2 separate regions of the Homo sapiens genome follow, and region 1 is linked to region 2. The links are chromatin loops, found by intact Hi-C in ENCODE. Cell type or tissue: heart left ventricle. All regions are shown on one strand. Each heading gives the region's core, and the rest is flanking DNA. Links, peaks and the distances in the headings are about the cores only. Region 1 has its middle 30 kb from the start of LINC01767. Region 2 overlaps LOC105378741 (a long non-coding RNA gene).

Region 1 (5,386 bases), core at 277-5,276, 320 kb before region 2:
CATGTCAACAGCATAGTTGGCCCATTCCCAGATGATTTTAGGTGTTCAAGATAAATTAGTACTTGCTCTTCAACCATAAAAGGGGCTTTGTGATGCAAAGTCTATAAGGAAGCTTAGCACCAGTCATGAAGCATAAAGGAGTATGAATAGTGTCCCCAAACTGGGAAAGGTTGGTGGTTTGTGAGACATAAAGAAATAATTTTTGTGTTTACTTTCGTTTGTTCATTTGTTTTAGAAAATTGTGGTCAAGATAGGTAATAAATCAGAGTCTGGAGGCAGACCAGGTTGGGGGTACTTAAAGGACATACATGAGAAGAGAAATTCTTGTGATATAGTAGAAGAATGAAGGGGAAAGGTAGGGACAGGGCATGAAACAACAACCATCAACATTTACTGAGTATTTCCTATGTGCCAGGCATTGTTCTAAATGCTTTAAAGCCTGAGCTCATTTAACACATCAGATGAATTAACTTGTCCAGTACTCACATCACACCTGAGGTGGAAGCTGCTCTTATGTGTATCTGGAAGTAAGGAAACTGAGGCACAGCCAGGTGAAGGTGCGTGCAAAGAATGCATGCATCTACCTCAATTTACTTTTAAAATGGATTTAAAAAGTCCTTAAAGAAACATGCTCTCATTATAGAAAATTCAAAAAAGATTTCCATCTCTACGGTTCTCTTATATTCAATTTATGTTGGTGCGTTTTCTTTGAGAGTGTTTTAGATTATTTTACTCTCTACTTATATGTAATTACAATCATGGTGTGCATTTATATATATCAGGAGCATATTGCTTCTTGTCTTCATGACTATAGTTTTAAATGGTGGTTTAATATTTCATTAAGTGGGTATATTAGAACTATTTTTTTCTGCTAATATGAACATCTTGGGACAGAAATCTTTGACAGCAACTCTTATTATGTTTTAAAGATGCATTTCCTGAGGTTGAATTACTGAATGAAATAGAGTGGCCAATTTCATGGCTCTTCATTCATATTGCCAATTTGCTTTTCCCACAGGGTTGAACACATTTATAGTATCCTGAACAACGCAGGAGGCTATGAATTTAATTACATCCTTGCCAGCATTGTGTGTTTTTATTTTTATTTTTTTGTTAAATTTATTAGGGAAATATGGTAGACTGTGTGAATTTTAATTTGCATCTTTTTACTTATTATTGGGATTGATCATTTTCTCTCACATGAGGTCCCTCTTTCATGATTTAAAAAACTTTTTGGTGAGTGTAATTTTTTCAAAACAAACATTTGCATGTTAGGATAAATGAAGTACATAACGGGGCAAAGAGGGGGTAAACTTGCAGACCAGGAGATTTTTGAGCCTAGAAAACTGGAAGAAAGGCCACCCCCAGCCTAAACAAACAGAGGGGAGGCAGGAGTCATTGGTAGAATACTTGGAACCTGTTTCAGTGCTGTCCAGAAAGTGGTGAGTCTTGCCATCCTCTGGTTAATATCTTCTTTTTCCTTTTTATTACACAAATAAAGTATGTTCATTGCAGAAAAAAATAAAAATAAGGACAAAGAAATAAAAATCAGCCATATTTCCACCATTCAGACAATCCTTTAACATTTCATTGTATACTCTCTCCCTCTTTGTATAGAAAATATAACACACATACACCTCTATATAATAGTGTCTCTTTTGAGCTTTCTTCTCTTAACCATGAATTTCTTGCTCTTCCTTCCTTCCATTTCCCTGTCACTCTCTCTCACAGCTCAAATGCCTTTGATCTTGTAGTTGTTTGCACTTCCTTATTCAGAATTGCTTAAGAGACTTGAGACCTTGGGTCACATCTTCAAGGTCCTATGGGAGTCCTTATGGAATCTGAACCAAGCCACACAGTTGGCCACAGTTATTTCTGTGTCTTTTTTCAAACCTGACTCTATTTGTTATCATGTGCTTCTGACTGGCAGAGGGCAACTTGGCTAGATCTGGAAGGACAAACACAAGATAAATCTCATGTGTGTGCTCATAGTCATCGTGACTTCTTTGAAGAAGATCTGTGTAATCTAGTAGATATTCTCCAAAAAAGTGATAAAAAAAAGTTCATGTCGGACTGATCTCAACACTTCTATTATTGACTTCCATTATTGAAAAATTAAAGTTTCAAGGGCAGCTCTCTTCATAGGCTCAATTTATGAAAGGGGAGCCTCATTCTGTTCTTATGTCTCCTTCATTTCTTCTTAGCCTTTTAAAAATTTGGTCTATAGGGATAGATGGGTTCTAATGAGGCTCAGCAGGCCACCAGCTCCTAAATTCCTTGTCAGAGGCAGAATTTTGGATGGAACACTTATGTGCTTATTATATGATAAACTCGTTTGTATACATTTAACCACTCTAGATTCTCCAATCTTTCCAAACTTCAGTTACTGTATCTGTAAAAGTAGAAATAATAATGCCTATTTTGTAGATTTGCCATGGGAATAAATGGTAGAGAGAAGGTAAAAGCTTAGTCCAGGAACTGGCTCAAAGAAGGCACCTCATATATGGCAGCTCTTATTACATAAGGGGTTGCAATGGTGATTTCACCCTAGCACTGATCATGACCTGCAGTTGTGTTGGAAGCTCCTCTGGGAGAAGGATAGCCTACAAAGTATGCAAGATGATTTACACAGGCCATCCCATCTAATCTGTCTGCCATCCTACTAGATAAATTATTACCCTCCATTTTATGGATTCATTTATTCATTCAACAAATATTTATAAAGCACCTCCTGCGTGCGAGGCACTATTTCAGAATGTTGGAGGCACAGATGTTGGTGAACAGAGCAAAGCCCCTGTTCTCATGGAGCTTACATTCAGGTTGAAGGAGACAGGTGACAAGTAAGTGAATGACTATTTCAAGGGGTGGTAAGATTATGAGGGAGGAGAGAGCAGGACATGGAAGATAGCGGAGCAGAACGGGGGAGGCTGCTATTATACAGATCCATCTGTTTCTGTGAAAGGCAGATCAGAGGAGGCCTCCAGTAGTGTAAATCCGAGCAGAGACCTGAAATTAGTGAGAGAGTGAGCCATGCTGATAACCCACGGAGGCACGCTCTGGGCAGTAGGCCCTGCATCTGCAAGGGCTCGGAGGTGGGAACGCACTGGTTGGAGGCACAAGGAGGGCATTGTGGTTGGGATGGAGTGAGTGACAGGGAGTGCAGTGGGAGAAGAGGTGAGAGAAGAAGTACTGGCTGTGGGAGAAAATATTTAGTAGGGCCCTGCAGGGCATTGTGAGTTCTTTAGCTTTTACTGAGGGAAATAAGAAGTAGAGAAGTGACACATGATCTGACTTTGCAAAGTGTCACTATGGCTGCTGCATGAGAAAAGTCTTTAAGGGTGAGGGTGTGGAAGCAGGGAGACCAGCGAGGTGACTGTTGTAGTAATCTAAGCAAGGGATAATGGGAATGTGGATCTCGGTGCTAATGGGGTGGGTGGCACGAAGAGGTCAGGTTGGGGAAGGTAGAGCTGGCAGGCTTTGCTGACGGACTGGAAGGTGGGGGTGTAAATACAGTATGATGGTTTTAGACCTGAGTAACTGGTGGCATAGGAGTTGCCATTTTCTAAGATGGGGAACACAGGGTGGAGCAGGAATCAAGAGTTTGGTTGGGGCATGTTAAATTTGAGATGTCTGTTAATGGTCCAGTTGAGATGTTAGGTATGTACTTAAATATCAGAGCTTAGGGTTTTGGGGAGAGGTCTGGGCTAAACATTTGGAAGCCTTTTGCATATAACTAGTGTTTGTCATATAAATAATATTTAAGGCCATGGGTAAGATCGCCAAGGAAATGAGTACAGACAGAACAGAGAAGTGGCCCGAGGACTAAGCTGGTAGCATTTCAACATGGCACAGGTGAGGGAAACCTACGACCCATGAGAAAAATCAAAGCAAGGGGAGTCAAGCCATTTGCTTCACAGTGAGTAGCAGAGATGGAAATCCAAGCTCTATGGGTCTGACTCTGAAGTCTGTGTTATTAACCCCTCAGCAACACTCCAAATGCTGGAGCAAAGAGGTCTTTTCCTGGAGACATAAAACGTAGGTGGCTTGCCAGTCTCACCTCTCAATGCGCCAGGATTGCAAGCTAAGCCCTCAGGTTTGAGCAAATAAGATACTTCAGTTGCTGGTAGAACCAGACTACATCCATCAGTTCCAGCTGGTGCAGTACTCAAGGATCTCCAGGGAGCAAGAAAGGGCTAGTAATTAAGAAAGATTCCTTTCCTGAGCTGCACTGGGTCACAGTGACTGTCAGGGTTAAAAGATTGATGGCTTAATAAAGACCACCTGAAAAGGCAATTGACCAGCCAGGGAAAAACAATCATCGCCACCCACCCACTACCGGCAGAGTCTCCGTTGAGTCCCACCATGAAAGCAGAGCTGCTTGGAACTATCTGCACTCAATATCAGGATTGTTTGAACAATCCTCAAACAAGCATAAGATGCATTCCTTCATTAACTGGTAGTCTACTCTCTGCCCATTTCCTCGACTAGGTATGTCGAGATAAATAAGCAGTTCCCCTGCTCTTAGGAGTTCAGAATATTGCAGAGGCCATGATTATATTCAAGATTCTGAACAAGCCAAGCCCTCCATTTAAAAATGCTGCAGGTATGTATGTTTTAATCTTTTAAAACTTCACTTCTATAATGGTGTGGTGATTTAGAGCCCAGTATGTAGTAAATATTCAATAGGTTATTCACTGAATTTGAAGCATGTGTGGAGTCATAGAGAAAGGGCCCAGAATCAAGAATTAGGAGACCTGGCTGGGCGTGGTGGCTCATGCCTGTAATCCCAGCACTTTGGGAGGCTGAGGCGGGTGGATCACTTGAGATCAGGAGTTCGAGATCAGCCTGGCCAACATGGTAAAACCCCATCTCTACTAAAAATACAAAAATTAGCCAGGTGTGGTGGCGCACACCTGTAGTCCCACCTACTCTGGAGGCTGAGGCAGGAGAATTGCTTTAACCTGGGAGGCAGAAGTTGCAGTGAGCGGAGATCTTGCCACTGCACTCCAGCCTGGGTGACAGAGTGAGACTCCATCTCCAAAAAATTAAAAAGAATTAGGAGACCAGCATTGCAGCTACAGTTTTGCCAAAAATAAAAATAAAAAATAAAAAAAAATGGCCTTCTAACTTTAAACAGATCCCTCCCTCTTTCTTCTTCTCTGGATTTTAGTTTGCCCATCTGTCAAAAATCGGGTTGAATTAAATTATCGTTGGAGATATTTTAGATCTAAGATTAGAATTTGTCTAAAGGTCTAAAAGCCTCGGTTAAAAAAAAATCCCCTTCCTAAAATGCTACTAAATGTCAAGATGTGCTTTTCGTAGCACAGGTGTTCCAGAGGATTTAGGAAACCGAAGCAGATGCATGCCTGCTGTGTGAAACCCGCCA
Region 2 (5,386 bases), core at 154-5,153:
TTCCTAATTAACCTTATTACATAGGTTCCTTGATAGAAAAAGACACAAACAAACAAATCAAACTTCTCATCTTATGGTCTGCTGTGAAGGTGATTTGGAGGTTATTCAGTTAAACATGGTTTTGTTGAGACTGTCCTATGTGTTCTTTGCTTTCACACATTTTATCTCATGTGGTGATTTTATGTTAGGTTTGTCAAACCAATAATGAATGAGGATGAGACTCAAATATGTCAGGAATGTTGGACTTAATCAGAGTGGGAATTTAAAACAATTATGACTAACGTGCTAGGGGCTCTAGTAGATACAGCAGAGAGTATGCAAGAACAGATGGGAAATGTAGGCAGAGAGACTGAATTTCTAAGAAAGAATGAAAAGTAAATGATAGCGATATAGCAGAGTGTGTAACTATTTCCTAGGCAGTAGAAATTCTGCTACGGACTGACCATTTAACATGGCCTCATCATTTCAAAAACTACATCACAGAGAAGGATGAGGCTGTTCACTAGTTCATAGCCCAGCCACTCTCATCCCTTAACACCTCGAAATCACTGTTTTTCAGTTGTACACAAATACCAACTAAGATCTACTAGTTCTCCCCCATCTGAGAGTAAGGGTCTAATGGAATACAGGAAAGGGACAGATCTCATATTCATTAGTGGAGAGAGAGGAAAGACTTACATTCCTAAGTTAGCCGACTCCAAGAAGGCTCTGAGAAGGGGGCTGAAATATGCATTTGAAAGTGAATACGGTATTTATCCACTAAGATAGTTAAGATTTATAAGTGGTCAAAGTATTTGTCCAAGGGAGAAAACTGAATATCTATAATTTTCTTATGACTGTAACTGTCTTCCTAAGTCTACTGACCTGCAGTAGTGTCATGCTATAGAGGTGCTCATATATTCTTTATTATCAAGCATTTTTATGTACTGATTTATACACAGATGACACAACATAACATTTATTAAATGTTACTTCCCTACCCTGTCCCAGCTCTTGTCTCCTTTTCTGGCAATAGAAATAGACTGGATGAAGACGCTATAAACATAGGTGAAGGGTGAGATTAATGCATAATTTAGGTATGTTTTCTTCATTCAAACCAAAGAGATTAGATTATCCGCTTTGCAATTGTAAAGCCCTTGAGGTCACAGAACATCGTATGAGTCATAGTCATAAAAACTCATCTAGGATTGACAAGCATGACAAGAATCCTCATAAATGTATCCAACAAGGGTTGTATGCAGCAACCATTCTTTTGTACCATGCTTCTCTTCTTGCTGCAGCTGTATGGTTTCACAACCACCACCTTACATGTTTGGCTTTGCCTTTTCCATTGAAAAAGGCCAGCCACTATGATCTCATTTTCTTGTTCATAGAGTGGGAATAATAATTCCTATCTCTGAGGAGAGGAGGTCATGTGGGGACTAATCAGATAATAGTGTATGTACTTCCGGATATTGAGCAAGTTTTCAACATGGTAATTCTTGCCTTCTATGTCTCCCTTATTCTGAAGGTTAATACTCAATACTTTCTACTTCAGGAATAATTTGAAGTGCCCTAGTTAAGTGAGTATAGTGACTAAACTTCAAGTAGTCTAACTGATAATTCTGCAATGGCAGTACACCTCCTCTCTAAAGACTAGGGTTTGTTGTTGTTGTTGTTGTTGTTTTAACTTTACTCTTAGGAAAAAAAATCCTCACCTTATACTCAGATACAAGCCTCTGGATCCCTCTGGACCAAATTTCCTAACTGGACTTGGTTGATGACCTCCTCCTCCCTGCTGTTCAGAATGAGCCCTGAGGCTTCTATGGCCTGTCCTGCTCCGCCATAGCTTCCTGTCAGACAATGGAAAGGCAGTCTAGCCTCACTTACCAATGGCCATTACCAATAGTCTTAAGTAACATAGCTGGCAGATGAGCTCTCCTTGAGGTCTAAACAAGATTGGTTCTGGCCCTTATTTCTCTGATTTTCCCAATATGCCTATGATTTTTGGAGGCTTAGGTACTCATGGCCACCTCTGATTTTGCCTTCTGTCTTGTGGATCACTTACTTTCATCTACTGTCTCTGTTCTGCATCATGTCAATCCTCTGCCTTGATTTCTCTAGAAAAGCAGCTCAAAAAATTTGTATTTGTGGTACATTTACTAAAGATTGAGAGAGTGGTCAGAGAAGGAATTTACATTGCAGCAATGCAAATAATTTTAAATTTAGCATAAGGCTTGTGGTAGATCAGATCGTTGTTTAGCAAATATCCACTCTTACTACCAGCCCTCCTCCATCAGAGGAGTTTACTTGCTCACTCCATTGATGGTGGGCTTGGTCATGTGAGTTGCTTTGACCAAAGATTATTATTAGAGGGAACATAGGCAGAGGTTTAAAATGTGCTTTCAAGGAGGGCTCCTATTATTGTAATTCTGTTATTTCCAAGAGAAAAGTGTGCACTATGTAGCCCATTCATCCCAGAAGGATGACAGCCTTGTGTCATAGACCTGGAACAGACACATGGCCTGGAGCCATACGCAGCCTAGGCCAGCCAACTTTCAGCTGACCCACAGACGCGTGAACAAGAAATACTTGCTTATTGTTGTTTTGAGTTTTGAGGTCATTAGTTATGCAGCAATATCTTACTGATACAAAGCTTCATTGTTCCTAAACATCTTTCGGCAACCTTGGCAGTGAGGAGCTTTCACTTTTCTCTTCATGTTGTACAGTGGCCTAGTCTCATGCCATTTCACTAATTGTTCTTCATTTCTCCTTCTTCTCCCCAAACTTCTGTCTTTCCAGTACCCCCAAACCACTATTAATTTTGGATGTATTATACATTATTTATCTCTTTTGGTGACCTTAGCTCATGCCAATGCATATCTCAAAGTGATGATTTCATTTCAAGCTGCTTTAAAGAATTTTAATAAACAAAGATTCTTTATAGGGGGAAAGAATGTCTTTTCTGTGCTACCTGTTAAGACAATAACACTTTTCTTTCTCATCTATTATCTGCTCTCACCTCTGCCCCCTCATCACAATCTGACTTTGCTATTCCTTGGAGAATTCCAACAATTTTATCAGGCAGAAGGCCAAGTCTAGGTGGTCTGCACTTGCGCAGGGTATATTTTTGCTTGGAATTCATACGGATCTGGGCTTTTTAACTAGTCTGATAGCTGTGTCATTAAAAAGCATTTAAAACCCCCTTACTCTGCCCCCACCTTTGACCTTGTTTCCCTGTCCATCCCAGCATCAATGTAGCACTAGGTCCTCTGGCTCTGTCTTCTGCTCTTCCAGTCTCCGTCACTGGCTTTTAACCTGGCATGTGTTCATTTTCTGACCTTTCCCAATCCAGGCCCTTCTGTGCAACTGCCACTCCCTCTTCCCCTCAAGTTCAATGACGAAAGACGCCCATGCGTCAGAACAGTGCCCTGGTTTCTCTGACTGGAGGCTCTGAGATATGGATAACAAGAGTTTCTCTACCTACTCAGGGCTTCATGGAGGGATAGGGCAAATACCACCCTCAATCCCAGCCAAGCTTGCCATCACCATTCCTGTTTCTTGCCAGTCCTGTGTCCAGAATATCTTCCTGATGTTCCCCTCCATGTTTTGGATCAATTTTTCTGTCTGTGTTGTTTCTGGAGCTGCAGCCTTTTAAGACCTAGGCTCCTGAGGCACTTATGCCCTGTTGCTCTTGATTCTCAGGGTTTCTAGAACCTGCTGTACCTGCTAGCCCTGTCTGGCTATGTGATTTGTATATAGTCCCTTCTATTGAGCTGTCCCTCCACTTCTTTTTGCCCCATGTTCCTAAGCATGGTGTTTCCCATACTCAATGCCTCTCTGCTGTGACACATCAGGTGGCAGGGCCATGGGGGCTTCACCCTATCTTCTCTTAGGGGCTCTTGTTGACACTCGGTACCCAAGTGCCTCCTGGATCAGGACCAGGGTCTTTATATGTCCACAGCACTGAAAGCATCATGATTTCCCTCCCACATATGTAATTTGAAAATAAAATCAAATTACTTATTAGCCATTCCTCCTTTGCCAATGTCCTAAGCATGGGTTTAGTTCACTGCTGTTAGAAAATCCAGCACTGATGAACCTCTCTCAGTCTTGCTCATACCCATCCTCCTTCCTGCCTGTGCTACCTGTTAGGCCTGTTATATAACTGCCTACTCTGCACTTCCTCTTACCATGCCCTTCTGGAAAGATGAGTGTTCTGCTCTGCTGCTTAGAAAGGACTTCCTCTTTTGTCTTCTTTCTTGGAGGGAGGAATTAACCTGGTTAGTATTATGAGTGGCTATTTAAATTGTGCTTTCTTGAATCTGGCTATCTTAGTTTTCTTTTCTCCCCCATCTACAACCAAATCCACCTGACACCTATTTCTTGCAAAAGTTTTGGTGTTTATTGGGGAGATGGGACTGCCAATGGAGAAGACGCTTCCTGGGGTCCTTGGGCAGCCAAGGAGCAGCATGAGAGCAACTGCGTTGGTAAATCATGGAGGAGAATTTGCCACTACAAGACCTGTGCCTGCCAGAGAAAATAGCAGTAAACACAGCCTTTTGTCTGTATGAAAGACTCTGCAGTTTATAAGGCTTTCACAGAATTTTCTAAATCCATCCTCACCACAGTCAATTTTATATTATCCTAATATTATCCTCATTTTATAGATGAGGAATTAGAGCCCAGAGGGCTTAACTCACTCCCAAACTTACCCAGATGGTATAAAAAAATTTAACCAACTGGAGGATTTTGTCAAAGGCTGGCCCATATTTGAGATTAATTTTGGCCCATTTCAATTCATAAAACTGAAAAAAATGAGTTTTTTAAAATTTATTTAAGTTATTTGCACATATTTATATTTATACCCCATCTTATTTCAGACAAGATTTAAGCAAACACACATATACACTTACACATATCCCAACTGAATATGTGGGAACTACATTTTTGAAAGATTTTTTTAACCCAAAACCTCAAATGATTTGTTTAGCTTTTGGTCAACAAACAAGAGCACTTGTATTTCTATCACTAAGTTTTTGCTTTTGCAGGGGGGTGAGTAATGTCTAGCAAAGCCTCCTCTGTTGAAACCCAAATACACTCAAGTTGAGCACTTAAACCGAGGCAGAGGAAGCCAAGACCCAGCAAGCCTGCCAGATGTTTATACTGCCTTTTCATGGAAAGCTAAGCTTTTTATTTTTGTTTGCTTATTTGTTGAGCTGTGGAAGGGAAGTTTGAACAAGACCCATTCCAGGGCAATGAAGGGCAGAATGTTAAGAGGTACTGATGAAATACATGGCTGATCTCTATGTGGGTGATGGTCTGGCTACTTGATAGCCAGGGAAATCTGGGGTCCTTGGAAGGCAGAGGGCACAGGACGCTGGTTCTGGCTGTCACTTGGATAGCT

Evidence for each region. A loop is a pair of places that touch in the nucleus more often than their neighbours do. Peaks named below come from ENCODE experiments on the same cell type or tissue, not always from the same donor. Only the 100,000 strongest peaks of a DNase experiment are listed, where the experiment ranks them.
Region 1: a loop joins it to region 2, with 2.2 times the contacts of the local background. A loop is called at or near these places in 3 of 110 quality-filtered maps.

The regions. Positions count from the first base shown.
Region 1 is chr1:56,381,962-56,387,347 of GRCh38, reverse strand. No RefSeq gene overlaps it. Among named protein-coding and RNA genes, the nearest start is that of LINC01767, 30 kb to the left of the region's middle. In heart left ventricle, for the core only: no CTCF peak of the experiment used is centred there; no DNase peak of the experiment used is centred there.
Region 2 is chr1:56,060,799-56,066,184 of GRCh38, reverse strand. The region is part of intron 2 of LOC105378741 (a long non-coding RNA gene); the gene reads left to right. The region is part of intron 1 of LOC124904591 (a long non-coding RNA gene); the gene reads right to left. Among named protein-coding and RNA genes, the nearest start is that of LINC01755, 120 kb to the right of the region's middle. In heart left ventricle, for the core only: no CTCF peak of the experiment used is centred there; a DNase peak (open chromatin) is centred at 2,534.